2 separate regions of the Homo sapiens genome follow, and region 1 is linked to region 2. A link is an interaction called in ENCODE POLR2A ChIA-PET data of the cell type or tissue named here. Cell type or tissue: PC-9. All regions are shown on one strand. Links, peaks and the distances in the headings refer to the core of each region. The heading gives the core; the rest is flanking DNA. Region 1 overlaps PARN (poly(A)-specific ribonuclease). Region 2 has its middle 12 kb from the start of LINC02130.

Region 1 (11,833 bases), core at 3,028-8,027, 57 kb after region 2:
GATCTGGCTACCATGCTCAAGAAGCCCCCAGACAATAGCCTTGTTGTCATAATATGCCCCTGGGCCTCGGTATCAAAAGGCCAGAAGTACCATCCTAGGATTTTATGCCTAAAAGATATGTCAAGAAAGCCTGGTGTGTGTGTGTGGAGGAGGAAGTGGGTTAGCCCAGCTCACCTGTTTTGTTTTTGACAGGGTCTTGCTCTGACACCCAGGCTGGAAGCACAGTGGTGCAATCACAGCTCACTGCAGCTTCAACCTCCTAGGCTCAAGCAATCCTCCTGCTTCAGCCTCCCGAGTAGCTGAGACAACAGACGAACACCACCACACCCGGCCAATTTTTAAATTTTCTGTAGAGACAGCGTTTCATCATGTTGCCCAGGCTGCTCTTGAACTTCTGGCTCAAGCGATCCACCTGCCTCCACCTCCCAAAGTGGCAGGATTGCAGGCATGAGCCACAGCTCACCTGTTTTAAGTCATTTGATGCAGCAGAGAAAATAAAGGTCTGGGCATGTATGAAAGCTCCTCTGGGTGTTTAATTCTAAGTCAAATTCCAGTGACTATGTCTGCTCCCACTGATAGAAGCGAATGCAGTAAGCATTTCAGATCAAAAGCATAATCTTTAAATATAACTACAGTTTACTGTGTACTTGCGCGTGCTGGGCATTGTACGTAATTTCATTTAATCCTCACAACTACCCTGTGAAGTTGTTTATTTTCCTTTTGTTTTTGAGACAGATTCTTGCTCTGTTGCCCAGGCTGGAGTACAGCAGCACAATCTCAGCTCACTGCAACCTCCACCTCCTGGGTTCAAGCGATTCTCCTGCGGTCCCGGGTAGCTGGGACCACAGGCATGCGCCACCACGCCTGGCTAATTTTTGTATTTTTTGTAGAGATGGGGTCTCCCTGTGTTGCCCAGGCTGGTCTCGAACTCCTGGGTTCATGTGATCCTCCTGTCTTGGCCTCCCGATGTGTTGGGATTATAGACGTGAGACACTGCGCTGGGCCCCCTCTTTTTCTTTCAAAATCAAGGGTCAGACTCTCCTCATTTCTCCGTGAGTGCTGCTGACTCGGCAGTCCGGCAGCCCTCTCTACACATTCCTGCATACACCCTCCTTTACTGTCTGTCTCCATCCTACCTTCACACTTTCCACTGAGCCGTGTGTGCTGACTACTCTAGGAGGGGTGGGCAGTCCTTCCTGCCAAGCCTGGGTTTCTAACTTTGTGGCTACAAAACTCCAGGGAGTTTTGTAGGAAGGGAGAGGAGCAGGAAGGGGGAAGAGAAGTTAACATGCTTTAAAAAAAAAAAAAAAAAAAATTTTTTTTTTTTTTTTTTTAAAGACAGGGTCTCACTGCGTTGTCCATGCTGGTCTTGAACTCCTGGGCTCAAGTGATCCTCCCGTCTCAGCTTACAGGTGTGACAGAGGCTCTTGATTAGGGAAACTGTCTTACAAATCGGAATCTGCATAACACCCTGGGATTCCAGTGTGAGTGCTAAGGGTCCTCATTCCTCCCACCCTCCTACAAGGCCACTTACCACCAGGGCTCAGCTCGGTACTGAGGAGCCGATCCATCGTGGCAGGTATAGCAGTTAGGGGTAAAAAGAAGAAGAAAAAAATCCATGAACATCAGCCTTAGTGGCTTAGCAGATTTTTTTAGGAGTGTGAAATTTATCTGTGTATTACTAGAGAGCGAAAACATCATTCACTTATTAAAAAAAAAGAGAGGAGAAAACCAGAGTCCTATGAAAATGTTTTTAATTTTCATCTTTTGGAAATACATTTTTCATTTTTATTTCCACCATACAAAAATGTGAAATATCTAACAATGATCTATCTGAAGCGGGTGGAGCAAAGCAGCGCCATGAGCGTTTGTCGTTGCTGTGATCTGTTTCAACGGAGAATGGGCTGGGACATGTTGTAGATTTGCACGATTTCACACACACACACACACACACACACACACACACACACACACACACACAGACACGTACGCACACACGCTGCCGTACCCCGAGACCGCCATCCAAACAAACGAACAGAGACTCTGGAAAGTGAACACAGCGCCACGCATAAGAACAGAAGTTAACCTTTTTACTCGTACATCCCCCATGAGAAACTCACGTCTTAGGAGAAAGGAACTCTACATAAATATGCCCAAAGGCCAGGGCATACGGCAAGCCCTCTCATGGGTGGGCATGAGTGGACATCTTCCTGAAGGAAGGACAAGCTTGAGAGCGTCATGTTTTCAGGCAGCTATGGTGGGAAGCAGGGAGGCACAACCGATTTTTCCACTGGGAGACTAACCGAGGGCTGCAACTGCCTCAAAATCTCAGTGCGAGAAGATGCACAGGCAGGACAGTACACCCCCAAATTCATGATCACAGCAGCTGGAATGTCAGCTCTTTTTGCAGATTTCACAGCCGACACTCCCCATCAGGCAGGTTCTTAAGCACACTGGGTCATGACAGGAAAGGCCTCACAAGAGCAACACGGAATTCACTGGTTAAGCACGTACACATTCATGACAGCCTACAACCGTGATGAGTGTCAATGTCAACAGGCAGTTAGATTAAAAAGGGGAAAAAACCACAGCCACAAAAATAAAACCTGTTTTCTCCCCCCCAGGAGACAACTTGGTTTCCAACCCCTCCCATACCACATTTGATTAAGTTAAATACAGTGCGGCTTCCAAATGTGCCAGCCGGCTCTTGCTCACAGCGACAGCACCAGCGGTTTGCTGCCCTCAGGTCTTGGTTACCATGTGTCAGGAACTTCAAAGAGTGTGGCAGGGCTGTTCTTCGAGATGCTTCCTGGTGGGAAAGAACAAAACAATATGAACAGCAGGACCAGGACGGCACCTTGAGGAGAGCATGACATGACCAGCAGACAGACAGAGGGCCTGTGACGGCTGCAGACGGGGCCAGCGTCTGGCTAAACAGCTGCGCTGGAAAGAGTCCACAGACAGGTCTTGTCTAGGGAGGGCAGTGCCCAGCATGGGAAAGTGAAACCACAGAAACATCATGGGGGCGCGGAGGAAGCACCTCCCTGCCTCCAGCATCTATCTATTTATTTCACAGGAGTTAAACTGTAGCCATGCACAGTATTCCTCACTGAACACCATGCTGGATTCTTTGTTGGCAATACAGCGGGCATTTAATTCATATAATCTTCATTAAAAGCCCACCAAGGTGGTAACACTACCCCATTTTACAGATGCAAGAACAGATTGAGAGAAGTGGGGTAATATGACCAGATGTACAGAGCTAGCAAGTGGCTGAGATGGGGTCTGAATCCTCCCACAGCACCAACATCCCTGCCAAAGTCCCTGGAAACTGAGTTTCTCTGTGCTGTGCTGTGGCTCTGCCTAGGTGAGAAATCTCAGGTGGGCAGCTGAAGGGCAGAGGGAAGCCAACCAGTGGGGGTTCCAATATCTCAACAGGGGCAAAAGAAGGTTGCAGCTTTTTCCAGCTTCGGTGAAGCTGGCTGGGGTCCTCTTCTTGGATTGAAAAGATCTCTTCAGTGACAAAGTTTCACCCCAATGTCAGAAGCCCTTCTTTTTTATTCATGCCACTTTCTACAATACGAGCAGCTGCGGCCAGCAACTGAGCTGGGACTGGACTTCAACGAATGTGAGGGAAGTCAGGAAAGAGCATGTTCATAATGGAAAGTGTGGCCCGACCAGGCGTCAGCTGCACAAGTGGTGCCATGCATTAAGTCATAAAGTAGGGCTGACGGGGGAAACTGGCAGTCTCTCTTCTAGCTGCTAACACCAAGATTTTAGAAAGGGAGAGAAGTCTTTGATGATACCTCCAATGGGAAATAACTTTTAAATACAGAGGGGGTGCAGTGTCTTACAAACTAGGGAATCATATCACTGAGTTCACAGTGGTTATCATCAGTAACAGGGATGCTTAAAAATAACGAGGTCTGAACACAAGAAAAAACATGAAGAGAATTTCAGCTAACATGAGAATTTCTACTTCTGATCATTTACTGTGATAAGATCCAGGGAGTTAGGGTGAGGAGACCGGGAAAGGGTAACCGGACTCTTTCTGCCCTGGGTCTCATCGCTCTGAACAGGCACGTTCTGGGACACCCAGTAAAGATGGCGAGACCACTCTGGAGAAGTGAAGATGGGCAGGAGATGATCCACTGAAAAGGACTCATGGGGTCCAGTGAAGTACTGCAAGGGGCCTGTGATAACCTGCAGCTAGCCTGGCCTTCCCAGTCCCACAATGATACAATAAACACCTAACTGTATGAAAAGAAACATCCATTAAGGGCACTTTTATAATTCACATATGAAAGAAATATTGCAGTAGCCAATTAGCCATTCTAAAGGTAAAAGCTACAATGCCAAATGTGGGGAACTGAAGTAAATTAAATCCAGCTCAGAGGAAAAAGGAAGATAAATTGCTAAAAGCAACTGCACTGCAATACTTGTAATCTGCACCTGCCAATCTGCACCTGCCATTAGTTGGGGGGGGGGGTGTGTGAGTGCACAGTGAGCCACCAGACACACAGGAAGTGGTTCCATGAAGAGCTAACAGGAAATAATGGAATAAGCAAAAAGTTCTGGAGTAAGGCAAGTCAAGTTGGACCATTTTACTAGCTGGATGACCTTGAACAGGTCTCACTGCTTCGTCTAAGATGGACCCAGTACTATTTTATGCTGTATAGGACTTCTGTGATACAGCAAAGTTGCTGGGTAAGTTTTTAATGAACGCTAGGTCTCTTCCCCTAATCAATAAGCTGATCCAACATGGAACATGGCTGTTCCCCAGAAAGCCAACAGTCTATAATCAAAAAGATGCTAGTTTTCACTGTCTACCTGTACAGCTGCTGAGCGAGAATGATGTGTACAAAGGGGCCAGAACTGTAGGAGCCATCTACAGGAGACCCGGACCAGAGGGGAAATGAAGGCCACTAACAGCGTTCTTTCCAGCACCTTCCAGAAAGGGAGAGCTGTAGATCAACAAACGGCCAGTCTCAAAACTGGCAGATAAGAAGGTATGGTTTTTAAAAAGCAGCAGCTATGGTCAGTTTTCCACAGAACTCATTTTCACAGCCCTGTTTTACTGGAGTGTAAGGAATCATTTAGGAACAACTTTTCTTTTTAAACAGATACTTGGCTGTGTGTGGTGGCTCATGCCTGTAATCCCAGTACTTTAGGAGGCTGATGAGGGAAGGCTTGAGCCCAGGAGTTTGGGACCAGCCTGGGCAACACAGGGAGACCCTGCCTCTACAAAAAATTTACAAATTTGCCAGGTGTGGTGGCACACACCTGTGGTCCCAGCTACCTAGGAGGCTGAGGTGGGAGGATCACTTGAGCCCAGGATATCAAGGCTGCAGTGAGCTGTGATAGTGCTACTGCATTCCAGCCTGGGTGGGTGACAGAGTGAAACTGTCGCACAAAAAAAAAAAAAAAAATAGAGGGAGGGAGGGAAGGAAAGAAGACAGGGAGGGAGGGAGGGAGGAAGGGAGGGAGGGAGATACTTAAAAACACCTGCCTTTTGCTACAGTGGACCTTAATCCATAGCTTGCATTATATACAAAGATTAACTTGAATTGTACATTTTAATTGTAAAACCTAAAACTGTAAAACTTCTGGAAGAAAACATAGAAGAAAATATTTGCAACTTAGAGTTATGCAAAGATTTTTTAGATATGACACCAAAGGCAAAATCCAAGGGGAAAAATCTGATAAACTGGACTTCATCAAAATTTAAAACTACTACTCTTGAAAAGACACTGTTAAAATAATGAAAAGAGGCTGGCTGTGGTGGCTCACGCCTGTAATCCCAGCACTTTGGGAGGCTGAGGCCGGTGGATCACGAGGTCAGGGGTTCGAGACCACCCTGGCCAACATGGTAAAACCCATCTCTACTAAAAAAGTACAAAAATTAGCTGGGCGTGGTGGCAGGCGCCTGTAATCCCAGCTACTCAGGAGGCTGAGGCAGGAGAATAGCCTGAACCCGAGAGGCGGAGGTTGCAGTGAGCCGAAATCGTGCCACTGCACTCCAGTCTGGGCGACAAAGCAAGACTGTCTCGAAAACAACAACAACAACAACAACAACAAACCACCACCACCAACAACAACAAAATGAAAAGAAAAACCAACCTAGAAGAATATATTTGTAAAATGCTTAAAAGGACTTGTATCCAGAATCTATAAAGAACTCTCAAAATGCAGTCAGAAAATAAACAACCCTAGAACAAAGGGAAAAAATGAAAAGATATTTCACCAAATAAGAAATCTGGATGGCAAAAAATCACAGGAAAAGATGCTTATTAGTCATTAGGGAAATAAAAACCAAAGCCACAATGAGATACCACTACATACCCATTAGAACTGCTGAACAAACAAGCAAAAGGGGTGTGTATCAATATCAAGTACTGGTGAGGGCGCAGAGTGAGCTGAAGCCTTGTATACTGCTGGGGGAAATCCAAAATGGTGACGCCACTTTGGAAAAGAGTGTATCAATTTCTTATGAAGTTAAATATACAGTTACCATATGACCCAGCAACCCCACTCCTAGATATTTACCCAAAGAAAATGAAAACTTAATTCATACAAAAAACCTGTACACAAATATTTATAGCAGCTTGATTCTTGATTGACAAAAACTGGCAACAACCTAAATGTCCTTCCCCTGGGTGATGGATAAATAGTGATACCTGTATACAGTGGAATACCACTTAGCAGTAAAACGGAGTGTACTGAGGATACACGCACCACCACAAATCACAAATGCATCATGCTAAATGAAAGAAGTTAAATGAAAGGCTCAAAAGGCTAACTATCGCATGATTCCAGGTATATGACATTCTGGAAAAGACAAAATCGCAGGGACAGAAAGAAGACCAATGGCTGCTGGGATCTGTGTGGGGGTTGGGGGAAGGATCAACTCCAAACGGGCATGAGGGAAATTTCTGGAGTGATGGAGTTGTATATCGTGATCATAGTGGTGGTTATATGACTGTACACAGATGTCAAAGCTCATCAAATTGTATACCTGAAAGTGATGACTTTCATTGGGTACAATTATATCTTATTGAAGCTGACCTGGCGCAAGATATTAAAAACAATGTTTTAAAAGAAAACCAACAAAATTTTAATATGAAATACTATGCTTATAGTTAAGATTATTTGGCCAAGAGTTTCTAAAAGGGGAAAAGGCAGGATACAAGCTGCATACAGGGTATGAGGTTGGCCGCAGAGCAACAATGCTTGTTACCACAGCATCAAGTTGGGGGCTGGGGGCTTAATTGTCTTCTATTTTTCTGCATTTTCCAAATTCTCATGCTGAGTACATTATTTTTATTAACCAAAAAAACAAAAAATTAAAAGACGGGGAACACAAAAGGTGAATATTTCTGCTTTTCTCCCCTTTACCTAACTGGAGTTGAAATGGAGAAACTTGAAGGGGTAAGGCATTGCTTTTTCCAGGTGAATCCCAAACGGATTCTAAGAAGCTGCACAGGACACTGGAAGCTTCCCATTGTATCCTCTTCCACAGAGTGGACATCCGTACACAGGAAGGTCCTTTGGGAAGCTGCACTCAAGTTTCTAACTAGGAAACGCTGAAGGGGGTACGCCCTGGGGCCGGTTTCCCACACTAAGAAGGTGAGCCCCCTCCCTGCAAGGCTGATGACATCTTGGAGTTGCCAGGAGGAACAGGGAGGGCACAAATGCGCACTGAGTGCCCTGCCTCTGCCTCACTGCACAGCAGCCCACACCTCCTTCGCCACGTTCACTGCAAACCACACTTGAACATAGTAATTAAAAGGCTCCTTGGGAGGCCGCTCGGCTGCCTCAGCCTGGTCTCTCAGGTGACCGACAGCAGCAGCTGTAGATCTTGTTTCTGACTTTAAGGAGACCAGTAACAGCATGAGGAGACTGCTGCTCTAATTAGGTTCTAAATTTTTATACTGTAACCCTTAGGGTTTCAGCTTGAAAAGTTCAGCAGGTTAGTCAAGACTCCAATAAAACTCCAGGTTCTTTGGCAAACACTTAAAAGGCCTAACATGTTGTTTTAAATGTTAGGGGAAAAAAGACTTTGAACAATGTCTCTATTTACAGGACAAAAAATAACCGGGAATAGTCAATGTATCTCCTTTGGGCATGCCTCTGTAAACACCATCTAACTAAGGTGCTGATGGAACCTGCTGCTAGGGACCAGCCAGCAGTATTTTCACAATGGTCAGCCCAGGCAGCATCAGACCATCCATGCGGCCCTGAGATTCTCCAGAGAAGTGAGGGGGTGGGCAATTTCTCCAGGTCCCAGGAACACATCAACAAGAACAAGTATGTGACAGAAATCCTTCAATTAAACATGACCTGGGAAAACAGCCACACTTCCTGAAGACATTTTATTCCAGCATTAATGGCATGCAGAGTAGTTTTCCTTTGCGTACCGAGTATGTACCTAGAACTGCTTGGATGGAAAGTGGCTGGCACTACCAATCAACAGTCATATCAACAAAAAAGGAGGGGACTTATGCTGTACATTCACCTCCTGAAAATAGGATTGAAACAACCATACTTACAAGAAAAATATTTGCTGAGTACATAGTATACACATAAACTAGAAGCCCTGAAGGAGACTGGTTACTTGGCTTTCCCTCCCTCCCTCCCTCCTCTCTCTTTCTTTGTTTCTTTCTTGAGACGGAGTCTTGGAGTCTTGCTCTGTCACCCAAGCTGGAGTGCAGTGGCACCATCTGGGCTCACTGCAACCTCAGCCTCCTGGGCTTAAGCGAGTCTCCTGCCTCAGCCTCCCAAGTAGCTGGGAGCACCACCATTCCCAGCTAATTTTTGTATTTTTAGTAGAGACAGGGTTTCGCCATGTTGGCCAGGCTGGTCTCGAACTCCTGACCCAAGGTGGTGGACTAACAGGCGTGAGCCACCATGCCCAGCCCGCTTGGATTTCTATCCAGTGACTTTATCACATGAAAGTCTAGATTGGTAATTGTTTCTGATCTAGAACAGCTGCAAGAAACATTCACCTTTGTAATGAATCCTTCATTTCCTCTAAAGTCTGGATGAGTTTCCCCAGCCTCCCACATGTCAGTTAGATACTTTTAAGTCTGCAACTCTAAGCCTCAGTTTCCTCTGTACAACTGGGAAAGAGTATCTGCACCTTACTGCATGTTTAAAAGGTCTAGACAAGACAATAAAGGATGTTCCTAGCACTCTGTCTAATAGTATAAACCCAATAAATAGTCCTTTCTTCCACTATTTTTGTCATTTTGTTATCTGGGATTGGGTCTAGTACTTAATTCTTAGTGTATCTTCGATATCAAAATGTATACTATGAGTTCATGTGCTTGGGTAAAGAGAAAAAATTAAAAGAAAAAGAACAGATATAAAGAGATTACTTTTTTTTTTTTTTTTTGAGACAGAGTTTCGCTCTTGTAACTCAGGCTGGAGTGCAATGGCATGATCTCAGCTCACTGCAACCTCTGCCTCCCTGGTTCAAGCGATTCTCCTGCCTCAGCCTCCCAAGTAGCTGGGATTACAGGTGTGCACCACCATGCCAGGCTAATTTTTGTATTTTTAGTAGACGGGGTTTCGCCATGTTGGCCAGGCTGGTCTTGAACTCTTGACCTCAGGTGATCTGCCCACCTCGCCCTCCAGAAGTGCTGGGATTATAGGCATGAGCCACTGTACCCGGTAAGATTAAATTTTAAAAAATTTGTTTTGTGTGGTATTTGTTGAGCATCAGTTGTTCTGGGATTGCTACAACATAGGATATTCCAGCGTCCTAATTTTTGCTACTTCCTCCTTGGAGAACAGAAAATACCCACAGGTAGTGCCCTTTTATGTCTTTCATGCCCTCACTGCCAGTGCTGGGCCCCCAAGCCCCTGAGGATCTGTTGAGTACCTGCTGAGATGCTTTTCTGAGTACTGGAGCTCACACCCAACGCCTCAGCACCGTTTTGGGTTGGACAGACTTTGTCGCGCCGTGCCTAGCACTCTAATACAGTTCCCGCCACCACCCGAACCAGACCTTCGCGGCTCCTGGCACACTCTAAATACTTCTGAGAGTTTAATGCAGACCCTCAACAGGGCTTGAACTTTGTACTCTCACTCATTATGGGACCTTATTAAAGTAAATGAGCAAGCCAAATTGGCTGATTCCACAGGTTCTGCACCTGATATCCTGACCTATATCCTGCTGATACTAATAGGATTAAACACTGAAAACAAACCAGGTGGAAAGGATCCATTAAGTTTCCACCTGGCACCGTCAGGGGTCTTGCTCGATGAATGGTGCTCCAGAAGAAAGCTCGATTCACTCAAGTTCTCTGATTCAATTAAAAGTTGTCAAGATGTCTCTTTCTCTTTTTTTTTTGGCAGCACTGACAAAGAAGTACAAAATCTACAATTTTTTTTTTAGCTCAAATCTTGTGGCAGTGACAGCTTTACTGTCAATGGGAGGAAAAAAACCCTTATTTTAATTACAGTATTATAAATTCAAAACCCTAAATAACTTATAGAAAGTTTTCACTTAAAATGATGAAAGCTATAAAAGGAACTAATCTATTAATGCAGTCTATTATTAGTTATTTTAATTTTAATATTTTTCAGATTATGCTGATATAGAGGGGAAAAACGAAAAGCTTGTCCCTGAGGAGTAATAAACTAAAAAAATCCAGAAGAGACAGCTATGAAGGACAGGAATACAAGTGGGGAAACCCCCCTGCCCCTCTAAATCCTGCTCAGTACGATCTCTAGAAATCATGCTGACATTCATTATTTTAACATTTGTTGAGCACACGAAACATGACAGTGGTAATAAAGGTATGAAATTTGAAGACTAAGGATGCTACAGATTTAAAACTTCTCCAATACTTTTTCTTCTTTCTTTTCTTGAGACAAGGTCTCACTGTGTCCCCCAGGTTGGAGTGCACTGATGCGATCATAGCTCACTGCAGTCAAAACTCCTGGGCTCAAGCGATCCTCCCGATTCAGCCTCCTGAGTACCTGGGACTACATGCCCGTGCAGCTAATATTTAAATTTTTTTTTTTTTTTTTTTTTTTTTGTAGAGAAAAGGTGTCACTATATTGCCCAGGCTGGTCTCAAACTCCCGGGCTCAGGTCATCCTCCTGCTTCAGCTTCCCAGAGTGGTGGGATTATAGTTGTGAGCTACCATGCCTGGCCCCCTCCAATAGTTAAGTCAGGGAAAGGACAGGAGGTAAGTAAAGAGAGACACCCAGAGTCAAGAGACAGCTAAAACATCCAATCCAGGCTTCAAACACAAGTTTAAGTTTTCTGTTGAAATTCAGCTTCAGCATAATGTACAAAAAGCATATGTGACATTTTTGCTACTTGTCTGATTTCATTAATATCCATGAGATTCAGAAAACTCCCCACAGTCAGATCGGGCCACATGCAAAAGGGGATTAATTAAAACAGTGCATTCATAGCTTGGGTATGAATCAAGTTCCACCACTTGACTACTACTTTCCTTTGATTTGATTGTTAGTTCTGCTAACCGTGACAACTGTCACGATGTGAGACAAAGGAGAATGATTATAATTGTGTCTGGGTCAGTGTCTCTCAACACATAACCTTGGTTAAAAGCACTCACTTTCTTTTGTGTGTGTGTATGTAAGACAGGGTGTCACTCTGTTGCCCAGGATGGAGTGCAGTGGCGCAATCTTGGCTCACTGTAGCCTTGACCTCCCTGGGCTGAGGCAGTCCCCCTACTTCAGTCTCCTTAGTAGCTGGGACTACCGGCATGCGCCACCACACCTGGCTAATTTTTTGTATTTTTAGTAGAGACGTGGTTTTGCCATGTTGGCCATGCTGGTCTTGAACTCCTGACCT
Region 2 (11,833 bases), core at 3,955-8,954:
AGACCCCTCTACGGCTGAAATATCAGAGGGCAGAGAGCGCCACGTGCACCCCAGGCCCCCACCAGCTCGGGGACAAGGGGCATTGGCAGTGCAGATTCATGGTTACAGTCACAGAGCCTGGAGTCAGGCCACCTGGCTTCAGATCCCAGGTGGGTCACTATGAGGCTGTGTGACATCCAGCAAGTGTTTTTCTTGTTGTTGAGACAGAGTCTCGCTCTGTCGCCCAGGCTGGAGTGCAGTGGTGCGATCTCGACTCACTGCAGCCTCCATCTCCCAGGTTCAAGCGATTCTCCTGCCTCAGCCTCCGGAGTAGCTGGGATTATAGGTGTGCACCACCACACCTGGGTAATTTTTGTTCTTTTAGTAGAGACGGGGTTTTGACATGTTGGCCAGGCTGGTCTCAAACTCCTGCCCGCTAGTGATTCACCCGCCTTGACCTCCCAAAGTGCTGAGCCACCAAGCCCAGCCCCAAGTCTTTTTTTTTTTTTTTTTTGAGATGGAGTCTTGCTCTGTTGCCCAGGTTGCAATGCAGTGGCACAATCTCAGCTCACTGCAGCCTCCATCTCCCAGGTTCAAGCAATTCTCCTGCCTCAGCCTCCTGAGTAGCTGGGATTACAGGCACCCGCCACCATGCCTGGCTAATTTTGTATTTTTAGTAGAGACGGGGTTTCACCATGTTGGCCAGGAGAGTATCGAACTCCTGACCTCGTGATCTGCCCACCTCTACCTCCCAAAGTGCTGGGATTACAGGCCCCAGCAAGTCTTATAATGTCTGAGCCCTCACTTTCTTATCCAAAAAAGTGGCCATAATAATAACAGTGCCCTCCTGGCAGGCTACAGCCAGGATGAAAGCAGTGGGCATAGAACTTTCTGGGATCCTCATCATCCTCCTGAGCTCCTCCCAATAGCGGAACTGGCACGCGGCAGAGCTCAGAGGGTGGATCTCCAGGGTAAAGGGGCCAACAGGTCCCAAGCAATTCGTTAGGCTTCATGGCTGGACGGGCGGCCACTTCTTTTGTTGCAGCTTTTTTCTAAAACCCTGAGATTTCCCCTAACAGGGAAGTAAATGTAGAGAATTCAGAATGAGCCCTCATGTTCAACGTGCAGCATCAATGGAAGACAGCCTGGAGGTCCCTCAAACAAACAAACTTAGAATCACCCTGTGACCCAGCAATTCCACTCCCAGGCATATGCCCAGCAGAATTGAAAACATCTGTGTACACAAAAACTTATGCATGAGAGTTCACAGCAGCATGACTGGTAACAGCCAAAGAGGGGCAACAACCCAGATGTCCAGAGAAGTAACTGGTCTGTCCACACAATGGAGTATTACTCAGCCATTAACAAATGAAGTCCTAGCCATTAATAAACAAACAAAAAAAAGACTTGCTGGGGCTGGGCTTGGTGGCTCAGCACTTTGGGAGGTCAAGGCGGGTGAATCACTAGCGGGCAGGAGTTTGAGACCAGCCTGGCCAACATGTCAAAACCCCGTCTCTACTAAAAGAACAAAAATTACCCAGGTGTGGTGGTGCACACCTATAATCCCAGCTACTCTGGAGGCTGAGGCAGCTACTCTGGAGGCTGAGGTGTGGTGGCTCACACCTGTAATCCCAGCACTTTGGGAGGCCGAGGTGGGCTGATCACTTGAGGTCAGGAGTTTGAGACCAGCCTGGTCAACATGGTGAAACCCTGTCTCTACTAAAAATACAAAAAATTAGCCAGGTGTGGTGGTGCATGCCTGTAATCTCAGCTACTGAGGAGGCTGAGGCAGGAAAATTCCTTGAACCGGGGAGGCGGAGGTTGCAGTGAGCTGTGATTATGCCACTGCATTCCAGCCTGGGCAAAAAGAGCAAAACTCTGTCTCCAGAAAAAAAAAAAAAAAAAATTAAGTACTTATGAACGTACATCTGGCAGGAAAAAAAAAAAGTAGTGCTGACACAGGAATGAGCCTTGAAAACATTATGCTAAATGCAAGATACCAGACACAAAAGTCACATGTTATTTGATCCCATTCATATGAAGAAGAAAAAAAAGGGATCCTGGAATTTGGACATGGGAAAGTCTAACGGGTTCCACTCTGGCCACGGAGATGAGCTTACTGAGGCTGGAAGGGGAAGAGATTTGCCCTGTGTCACTTGGATATCCTGTTACCTGATCGCCTGAAGGAAGGGTGTGGTTGACCAGAGCTGGGCTTACCCTAGGTGGGAGGAGCTGGGGAAACAGAAAGGCCTGTCTCTTGGCTATCAGGGGAGCTTTATGCAGAAGCCCTGGTCTGCACGCTGATCCTTCTAGAAGCCCGAGGTCCTTCATCTTTGCCAAGACCAAGGAGCGGGAGGGAGACATGAGACCATCCCCATCGCTGTGTATTGAAGATGGACCAGATACCAGGCACGCTGCACAATCCCCCCATTTTGCAGTGGAAGAAAGAGATGGGGAGGGGTACACGGGCCCACCTGGCTGAGGCCACAGGGCAGGCAGGACACAGCTTGGGGTGCAGCTGGGTTCATGTGGTCCCAGACGATGAGTTGCCCATTGAGGAAAAGGTTGACTCAGAAAGGGCTCCGCACCCCCAGGGATTCCTGCACTGAGCTGGTTAGTTGAGAAACAGAGTGGCAGGACAGTGAGTCACAAGGCTTCGTGAACCCACGCGGAGTCCCCCAGCCCTCTCCACCTGCCCCAGGCCTTCTGGGAGTTTTTACAACAACCCATGGGATTGGGGGCCCTTTTCCTTCCCGGGCCCAGCTCCTTCCTGGTAGCCAGCCCCGTGATGCCCCACCTCTCCTGTCCACTCCCCTCCTTGAAGCCACTCAGAGGCCTGGGGGCAATCTTGTCTCTGCACTTCTTCTCCCAAGTCCTGGGCAAGTCCCCAGGCTCACTCTCCATGCCTGCCCAGTGAGCCTCCTGGGCCATCGGAAGGAGCCCTCAAGAATGTGCAGTGGGGTTGGACAGCTCTCCTGTCATGCTCCCTCAGCGCCACAAGGGACCAGAGTTACCCGGTCCCCACCCCAACATCTCCATCCCAGGACACACGTCAAGGCCTCGGCCAAGGAGTGAGAAGAAAATGTGAGCTCAAAGCAAGCGGGCATCTTTGAATTGAGCCTGGATCTCTTTTTTTGAGATGGAGTCTCACTTTGTCATCCGGGCTGGAGCATAGTGGCGCAATCCCAGCTCACTGCAACCTCTGCCTCCTGAGTTCCTGGGTTCAGGCGATTTTCCTGCCTCAGCCTCCCGAGTAGGTGCCAGGCACCTGCCACCACGCCTGGCTAATTTTTTTGTATTTTTAGTAAAGACGGGGTTTTACCACGTTGGCCAGGCTGGTCTTGACCTCCTGACCTCAAGTGATCTGCCCTCGACCTCCCAAAGTGCTGGGATTACAGGCAAGCCTGGGTCTTTCTGGAGATCCTGGGAGGGAGGAGGAGAGGGAGGACCTTGGGCCACAGGTAGGACACACCGCCTAATGCATCTATCCAGGGCCAAGGCGGGGTCAGGATGAGAGGGACAGGCCTCCAAACAAATCAGAGTTACCCTTGGCTCTGAATCTAAGTCCAGAGGGACTTGGCGGAGAATGGGGAGGACCTCTCAGACAGACCCTCACTGTCCCTCTAAGTAGCTGCCTCCCCACCCAACCCCCAGGCCCATCTTACCAAACCAGAGCCCACCAGGCTACTCTGCTTCTGTTCATATAAAAGCTTCAGTGGCTTTCCAGTGCTCGGCACTGGGAAAGAGGCCCAGCCCTGCCTCCCTCCCCAAGACCAAAGCTGGGACACTCCTTCACTCCCATCCTTGCTCCAGCCATAGGGAGCTGGCCCTGAGCCCCGTCATGATGCCTCCTAGGTCTGCCACGTTCTGTTCCCCCACTGCCCTTTCTCCTCTGCCCAGAAAATTCTATCCAACCTTCAAAACTCAACTCCAACACTGCAGCAGTCACCCTTGAGAGCCTTAGGGACCAAGCCTTTATCATCTTTCTATTTTTGGCACTGAAAACAGTACCTGGGCAGAAGGTATCGCCCGAACGTGTCTTCTGAACGGCTGGGCCACGGGGTTTGCCTTGAACTAAAACCTTACAAAGGGGGTCGGTCCAACCTCCCAACTCTCCAGTCTGGGGGAATTCAGAGATTCTACAGTGGAGACTGGGCAGGAACTATAACAACGTGAATGGCAGAGGGATAGACTGGAAGAGAGTCCAGAAAGAGACCTGAGCCTCCATGAGAACTCAGTCTGCAGTAAAGGAAGCATATCAAAGTGGGCGGCAAAGGACTTGTCATTCAAAATGGCCAGTGATTTGGAAAATGAGCAGAGTTCGATGCCTACTTCACCTGGAAACAAAAGCCAATGGTTAAATGTTTCAATGCAAAGACACAGAAAAGCAAAAAGAAAAAGTACACAGCACCGGAGACAAGAAACCATGAAGCTCCCTTATGGTAAAATGGGCCACATACGAATCTTACATTCCTGTTCTTTTTAAGGCTGTGTTCAAAAATGAAAGGCAAAGGACAAATTAAAAAAATATTTATAACATTTGATAAAGTGTTATCATTTCTTATCATTTAAAATGGAAAAGACTAGGCACGGTGGCTCATGCCTGTAATCCCACCACTTTGGCAGGCTGAGGCGGGAGGATCACTTTAGGTCAGGAGTTTGAGACCAGCCTGGCCAACATGGTGAAACCCCATCTCTACTAAAAATACAAAAATTAGCCAGGCGTGGTGGGCGCACCTGTAGTCCCAGCTACTCAGGAGGCTGAGGTAGGAGAATTGCTTGAACCCAGGAGGCAGAGGTTGCTGTGAGCTGAGATGGAGCCACTGTACTACAGCCTGGGTGACAGAGCAAGACTCCATCTCAAAACAAAACAAAACAAAACAAAAAACAAACAAAAAAATACAAAAATTAGCCACGCAGGGTGGCATATTTTAAGGACAAAAATAAGTACATAGGCATCGTAAATATCACCCACATTTGTAGTTTTGTTTTTTTTATTGAGGTGAAACTCAGACATGAAATTTGCTGTTTTAAAGTTTACTATTCAGTGGCATTTAGTACATTCAAGATGTGTTGTCCCAGACTGAGGGAGGAGGATCTCTTGAGCCCAGGAAGTAAAGGTTGCAGTCAGCTGAGATTGTACCATTGCACTCCACCCTGGGCAACAGAATGAGACCCTCATCTCAAATAAAAATAGGCCGGATGCAGCGGCTCATGCCTGTAATCCTAGCACTTTGGGAGGCTGAGACAGGCGGATCACCTGAGGTCAGGAGTTTGAGACCAGCCTGACCAACATGGAGAAACCCTATCTCTACTAAAAATACAAAATTAGCCATGTGTGGTGCCACGCACCTGTAATCCCAGCCACTCGGGAGGCTGAGGCAGGAGAAACGCTTGAACCCGGGAGGTAGAGGTTGCACTGAGCTGAGATTGCACCATTGCACTCCAGCCTGGGCAACAAGAGTGAAACTCCATCTCAAAAAATAATAATAATAATAATAAAAAAAAGATAAAAAGCAAATCCCAAAGGTGAATACAATACAGAAACAAGTAACCTAATTGCATATCAAATTGATAACATAATCAAAATGAGAAAACTTATTTATTTATTTATTTTTTGAGATAGAGTCTCACTCTATGGCCCAGGCTGGAGTGCAGTGGCACAATCTCAGCTCACTGCAGCCTTCACCTCCCAGGTTCAAGCGATTCTCCTGCCTCAGCCTCCCGAGTAGCTGGGATTACAGGCGCCTGCCACCACACCTGGTTAATTTTTGTGTTTTTCATAGAGACAGGGTTTCACCATGTTGGCCAGGCTGGTCTCGAACTCCTGAACTCAAGTAATCCGCCCACCTCGGCTTCCAAAGCGCTGAGATTACAGGAGTGAGCCACTGTGCCTGGATGAAAACTTATTTCTGTTAATACTACCTGTTGAACACAGTGATCTTACTGTACCTCCTCAGGGTGATATATATTCAGTGACATATTTTAAGGACAAAAAGAATGACATAGGCATCTTAAATAGCCCCCATGTCTGTGTGTGTGTGTGTGTGTGCAAGCGCGTGTGTGTTTTGAGACGGAGTCTTGCTCTGTCACCCAGCCTGGAGAGCAGTGGTGCGACCTCGGCTCACTGCAACCTCCGCCTCCCGGGTTCAAGCGATTCTCCTGCCTCAGCCTCCCACGTATCTGGGACTATAGGCGCGTGCCACCACGCCCAGCTAATTTTTGTATTTTTAGCAGAGACGAGGTTTCACCATATTAGCCAGGATGGCGTCAATCTCTTGGCCTCGTGATCCACCCGCCTCAGCCTCCCAAAGTGCTGGGATTACAGGCGTGAGCCACCGCGCCTGGCCTGTCTTCTTTTTTTTAATTGAGGTGAAACTCACATGAAATTAATTAAAGTTTTAAAGTGTACAACTCGGTGGCATTTAGGACATTGAAGATGTTGTGCAACTATCACCACTATCTATCATCACTATCTGGAACTTTTTATTGCCTCAAAAGAACACCTCATCCCCATGAATCAGCCACTCCTTACTCCACCCTTCTCCCAGGCCCTGAAAACCACCAATCTGCTTTATATCTTTTGTAGGTTTGTTTTTAGAGGTTGTTGCTATTACAATTTTTGAATAATTGTATACTTAGTGTAGGATAAATACTAATGTTTTTAGGGACCTAGATTTTCAGTGTGTGAAAAAAGAGATATAAATATAAAAGTAGTTATGATGAGGCCAGGTGTGGTGGCTCATGCCTATAATCCCTGCACTTTGGGAGGCTGAGGTGGGAGGATCACTTGAGCCCAGGATTTTGAGACCAGTCCAGGCAACACAGCAAAACCTAGTCTCTACCAAAAAAACAGCCATGGTGATGCACACCTGTATTCCCAGCTACTTGGGAGGCTGAGGTGGGAGGATCTCCTGAGCCCAGGTAGAGGCTGCAGTGAGCTGTGATTGTGCCATTGTACTCTAGCCTGGGCAACAGAGCGAGACCCTATCTCAAAAAATAATAAAAATAAGTGCAGTTAGGATGAACAGCTGAACAGCCATTTTTATACCAATATTCATAAGAGCATCATTCACAATAAGTCAAAAGGTAGAAATAACACCCGTGTCTATTATCAGATGAATGATAAACAAAATATGGTATATAAAGACAATAGAATATTATTTAGCCTCAAAAAAGGAAGGAAATTGGCTGGGCGCGGTGGCTCACGCCTGTAATCCCAGCACTTTGAGAGGCCGAGGCGGGCAGATCGACCACGAGGTCAGGAGATCGAGACTACCCTGGACAACATGGTGAAACCCCGTCTTTACTAAAAACACAAAAAATTAGCCGGACATGGGGGTGGGCACCTGTAGTCCCAGCTACTCGGAAGGCTGAAGCAGGAGAACTGCTTCAACCTGGGAGGCAGAGGTTGCAGTGAGCTGAAATCGCACTACTGCACTCCAGCCTGGGTGACAGAGCAAGACTCTGTCCAAAAAAAAAAAGAAGACAATTCTGACATAGGCTACAATACAGATGATTGTCAAAAACATCATGCTTTGTAAAAGCAGATAGTCATGGCAGGACAGACAGTGTGTGATTCCACATATGAGGTTCCTAGAGTAGTCAGATTTATAGAGACAGAAAATAGAACGGTGTTACCGAGGGCTGGGAAGGGAGATGAGGAGTTTGTATTTAATGGATACTGAATCGTGGTCTGGGAAAATGAAAACATTCTGGAGGTGGATGGTGGCGAGGGCTGCCCAATAATGTGAATGCACTTAATGTCATTGAACTTAAAAAGTTAAGAAGGTCAGGCCAAGTGCAGTGGCTCACACCTGTAATCTCAGCACTTTGGGAGGCCGAGGTGGGCGGATCACCTGAGGTCAGGAGATCACCAGCCTGACCAACATGGTGAAACCCCATCTCTACTAAAAATATAAAAATTAGCTGGGCATAGTGGCACATGCCTGTAATCCCAGCTACTCGGGAGGTTGAGGCAGGAGGATGGCTTGGACCTGGGAGGCGAGGGTTACAGTGAGCCAAGATTGCACCACTACACTCCAGCCTGGGTGACAGAGTGAGACTCCATCTCAATAAAAAAGAAAAATTAAGAAGGTCAATTTATGTTATGTATATTCTAAAAACAATAAAAAAAGTAGTTATGAAAACACTCTTGACATGTGACGTTTACATTGGAACTATCAGTATCCTCTGTTGATATCTCCCTTATCCTTTGTTTCACTTTCCAAGGTTTCAATTTTATATGTATACATATAAGATTTATCAGTATTCATGCATGAGTTTGTTGTTTTGTTGTTTTTGAGAAAAGGTCTTGTCTTGCTCTATCACCCAGGCTGGAGTGCAATGGCAAGATCTTAGCTCACTGCAGCCTCTGCCTCCCAGGCTCAAGTGATCCTCCCACCTCAGCCTCCAAAGTAACTGGGACAACAGGTGTGTGCCACCAAGTGCAGCTAATTTTTGTATTTTTTGTACAGATAGGGTTTCACCATATTGCCCAGGCTGGTCTTGAACTCCAGGGCTCCATCCATCTGCCTGCCTCAGCCTCCCAAAGTGCTGAGATTTATAGGCGTAAGCTACCATGTCCAACCCACGCATAATTTTTTAAAAATACATTTTAGGTCTCTGTCCACTGAAATAGCCTGGGGTAATGACAGCCCAGCAGCAATGAGCACATCTAACACCCAGGTCTGGGATTCTAAACACCATTTCCTCTTAACTAAGAACTGAGGCTCTTTGGAGAAATGGCTGATTCCAGCTGAGCTTACGATATCTTGTATAGAAAATCGAGAAAGCTATCAAAGACAAAAAGAATCACATCAAAGGGACATAGAAGTCAGGTCGAAGGGACATCCGTTGGCCACACAGGGACTTTTAAACATCTAGAAGAATAATGACTATAATGAAGTATAACATATTGAATAATAAATTGGATGAATAAAAATCCATCTGTCCATATTGACAATTATCCTCATTATTCAAGGATCTGATATTTGCAGATATGCCTACTCGCTATAATTTATTTGTAACCCCCAAATCAACAGCACTTGCAACATTTTCATTGTCAATCACAAAGGCAAAGCAGGGAAAAAAATCTTAATCTCCTGACGTGAGTGCTCCCAGGGGAGGTCAAACAAGGTGACACTCTGCCTCCTTTCAGTTCCCATACTGTAAACAAGCGTCCTTTTTGTAGTCGATTTAACCAGATGTGCCACGTTTTCTGTATTTGTGTAGGTGATTTTATCACTTAAAATGGTCCCCGTGTACTGCTAATGTGATGTCCAAAGTTTCTTTTCTTTTTTTTTTTTTTTAGACAGAGTTTCACTCTGTTGCCCAAGCTGGGATGCAGTGGCGCAATCTTGGCGCACTGCAGCCTCCGCCTCCCGGGTTCAAGCAATTCTCCTGCCTCAGCCTCCCGAGTAGCTAGGATTACAGGCATGCACCACCACACCTGGCTATTTTTTGTATTTTTAGTAGAGACGGGGTTTCACCATGTTGGCCAGACTGGTCTCCAACTCCTGACCTCAGGTGATCTACCCGCCTCAGCCTTCCATAGTGCTGGGATTACAGGCGTGAGCCACCGTGCCCAGCCTTAGTGTCCAATGTTTCTAAGCAAGGAAAGCTGTGATGAGCCTCACAGAGAAAATGTGTATGTCAGATAAGCTTCACTCAGAGACAAGTTGTAGTGCTGCTGGCTTTTAGTTCAATGTTAACAAACCAAACATGTATATTAAATAAGGCATCTTCAAACAGAAAGGCAGATAAAACCAGGTTATGTATTCATCAGTTGACAACATGACCAGAGGCTTACAGGAACTAAACCTATATTTCCCCTGGAAGCAAGGGTTCAGCATGCCTTAATTCAATGTTTGCTGTGGCAACTTTAGAAAACATAACTCACTCTAATAAGAATTCACTGAACTTAAAAAATAAAAGTGGGGGAAAGCCTTTTTTTTTTTTTTTTTTTGAGACAGGGTGTCACTGCATCACCCAGGCTGGAATGTAGTGATGCAATCACAGCTCACTGTAGCCTCCAATTCCTGGGCTCAAGCGATCCTCTTGCCTCAGCCTCCCAGATAGCCCCACAAGTGCATGCCACACCATGCTCAGCTAATTTTTAAATGTTTTGTAGAAACGAGGTCTCAATATGTTGCCCTGGCTGGTCCCAAACTTTTGGGCTCAAGCGATCCTCCTGCCTCATCCTCCCAAAGTGTTGGGATTACAGGAATGACCCACCACGCCCAGTCAGAAAAGTTCTTTTCTATAGAAGATTACCAGTTCAAATGTAGCAGTTATGATGGAGTTAGCAAAATCACAGTTTTGCAAACCCCAGTGCAATTGTCGATTCAGGCCAGGGTCATGATGAGATGCCAATGTGCTGGGTAAAAGGTCACTGGGGAGCAGGCTACTCACCCAGAGCCAGGACAGCACCCCACAGACTACCTATGGCAGAGGGACAATGACTTGACAATGGGGACATCAAGCAGTGAACACGTAAATGAAGCAATAAGCTCAGGACCCCTGAGTGGTACAGTCTGCTGGCAGGTGCCCCCGTGATGTGACCCAACATCACGTTACCCCTGGGGCGCTAAAATCTTTCATCTCGCCAGGCGTGGTGGCTCACGCCTGTAATCCCAGCACTTTGGGAGGCCGAGGCAGGCGGATCACAAGGTCAGGAGATCGAGACCATCCTGGCTAACATGGTGAAACCCCATCTCTACTAAAAATACAAAAAATTAGCCAGGCATGGTGGCACGCGCCTGTAGTCCCAGCTACTCCGGAGGCTGAGGCAGGAGAACCACCTGAACCCAGGAGGCGGAGGTTGCAGTGAGCCGAGATCGTGCCATTGCACTCCAGCCTGGCGACAGAGTGAGACCCCATCTCAAAAAAAAAAAAAAAAAAAAATCTTTCATCTAGGCCTAACTTTCCAGGGTGCAGGAAATACATGAGACAGATGAACAAGTTGAACGGCTTCACGAGGGAAAAATTAGGCAAATACAGGCCAGACACGGTGGCTCACTCCTGTAACCCAGCACTTTGGGAGGCCAAGGTGGGCAGATCACTCGAGATCAGGAGTTCGAGAGCACTAGAATTGCTTGAACCCGGGAGGCAGAGGTTGCAGCAGTGAGCCAAGACCGTGCCACTACACTGCAGCCTGGGCAACAGAGCAACACTCCATCTCAAAAAAAAAAAAAAAAAGAATTACACAAATACAGTAGTTCTCCCTTATCCTCAATGTCACTTTCCCAGGTTTCTGTTACTCGTGGTCAACTGTGGTTGGAAAATAGGTGACTGGCCAGGTGCAGTGACTCATGCCTATAATCCTGGCACTTTGGGAGCTCAAGGCAGGTGGATCACCTGAGGTCAGGAGTTCGAGACCAGCCTGGCCAACATAGGGAAACCCTGTCTCTACTAAAAATACAAAAAATTAGCCAGCCATGGTGGCACACTCCTGTAATCTCAGCTACTCAGGAGGCTGAGGCAGGAGAATCGCTTGAACCCGGGAGGCAGAGGTTGCCGTGAGCTGAGATTGCACCATTGCACTCCAGCCTGGGTGACAAGAGCGAAGCTCCATCTCAAAAAGAAATGAAAATCGGTGACTACAGTGTAGCAGGATATTGACAGCCCACATTCATAAAACTCATTACAGTATATTGTTATAATTGTGCCATTTTATCATGAGTCCTTGTCGCTGATTTCTTACTGTGCCTAATTTATAAATTAAACTTTGTCAAGGGTATCTATCTACAGAAAGAGACATAGTATTAATATATATAGGGCTCAGTACTAGCCACAGTTTTAGGCATCAGTGGGGTTATTGGAGTGTACTCCCCTTGGACAAGGGGGGAATGCT

What was found. Peaks named below come from ENCODE experiments on the same cell type or tissue, not always from the same donor. Only the 100,000 strongest peaks of a DNase experiment are listed, where the experiment ranks them.
Region 1: POLR2A ChIA-PET joins it to region 2 with 32 read pairs; 4 of 35 experiments call an interaction of 5 or more read pairs at or near these places.

The regions. Positions count from the first base shown.
Region 1 is chr16:14,433,964-14,445,796 of GRCh38, forward strand. PARN (poly(A)-specific ribonuclease) reads right to left here. Exons shown (of 24, transcript NM_002582.4): 24 at 1,738-2,809. The coding sequence ends at 2,754. Among named protein-coding and RNA genes, the nearest start is that of LINC03107, 11 kb to the left of the region's middle. RefSeq lists an enhancer at 11,670-11,833. In PC-9, for the core only: no CTCF peak of the experiment used is centred there; no DNase peak of the experiment used is centred there.
Region 2 is chr16:14,376,303-14,388,135 of GRCh38, forward strand. No RefSeq gene overlaps it. Among named protein-coding and RNA genes, the nearest start is that of LINC02130, 12 kb to the left of the region's middle. RefSeq lists an enhancer at 1-37. In PC-9, for the core only: no CTCF peak of the experiment used is centred there; a DNase peak (open chromatin) is centred at 6,449; H3K27ac peaks cover 1,455 bases.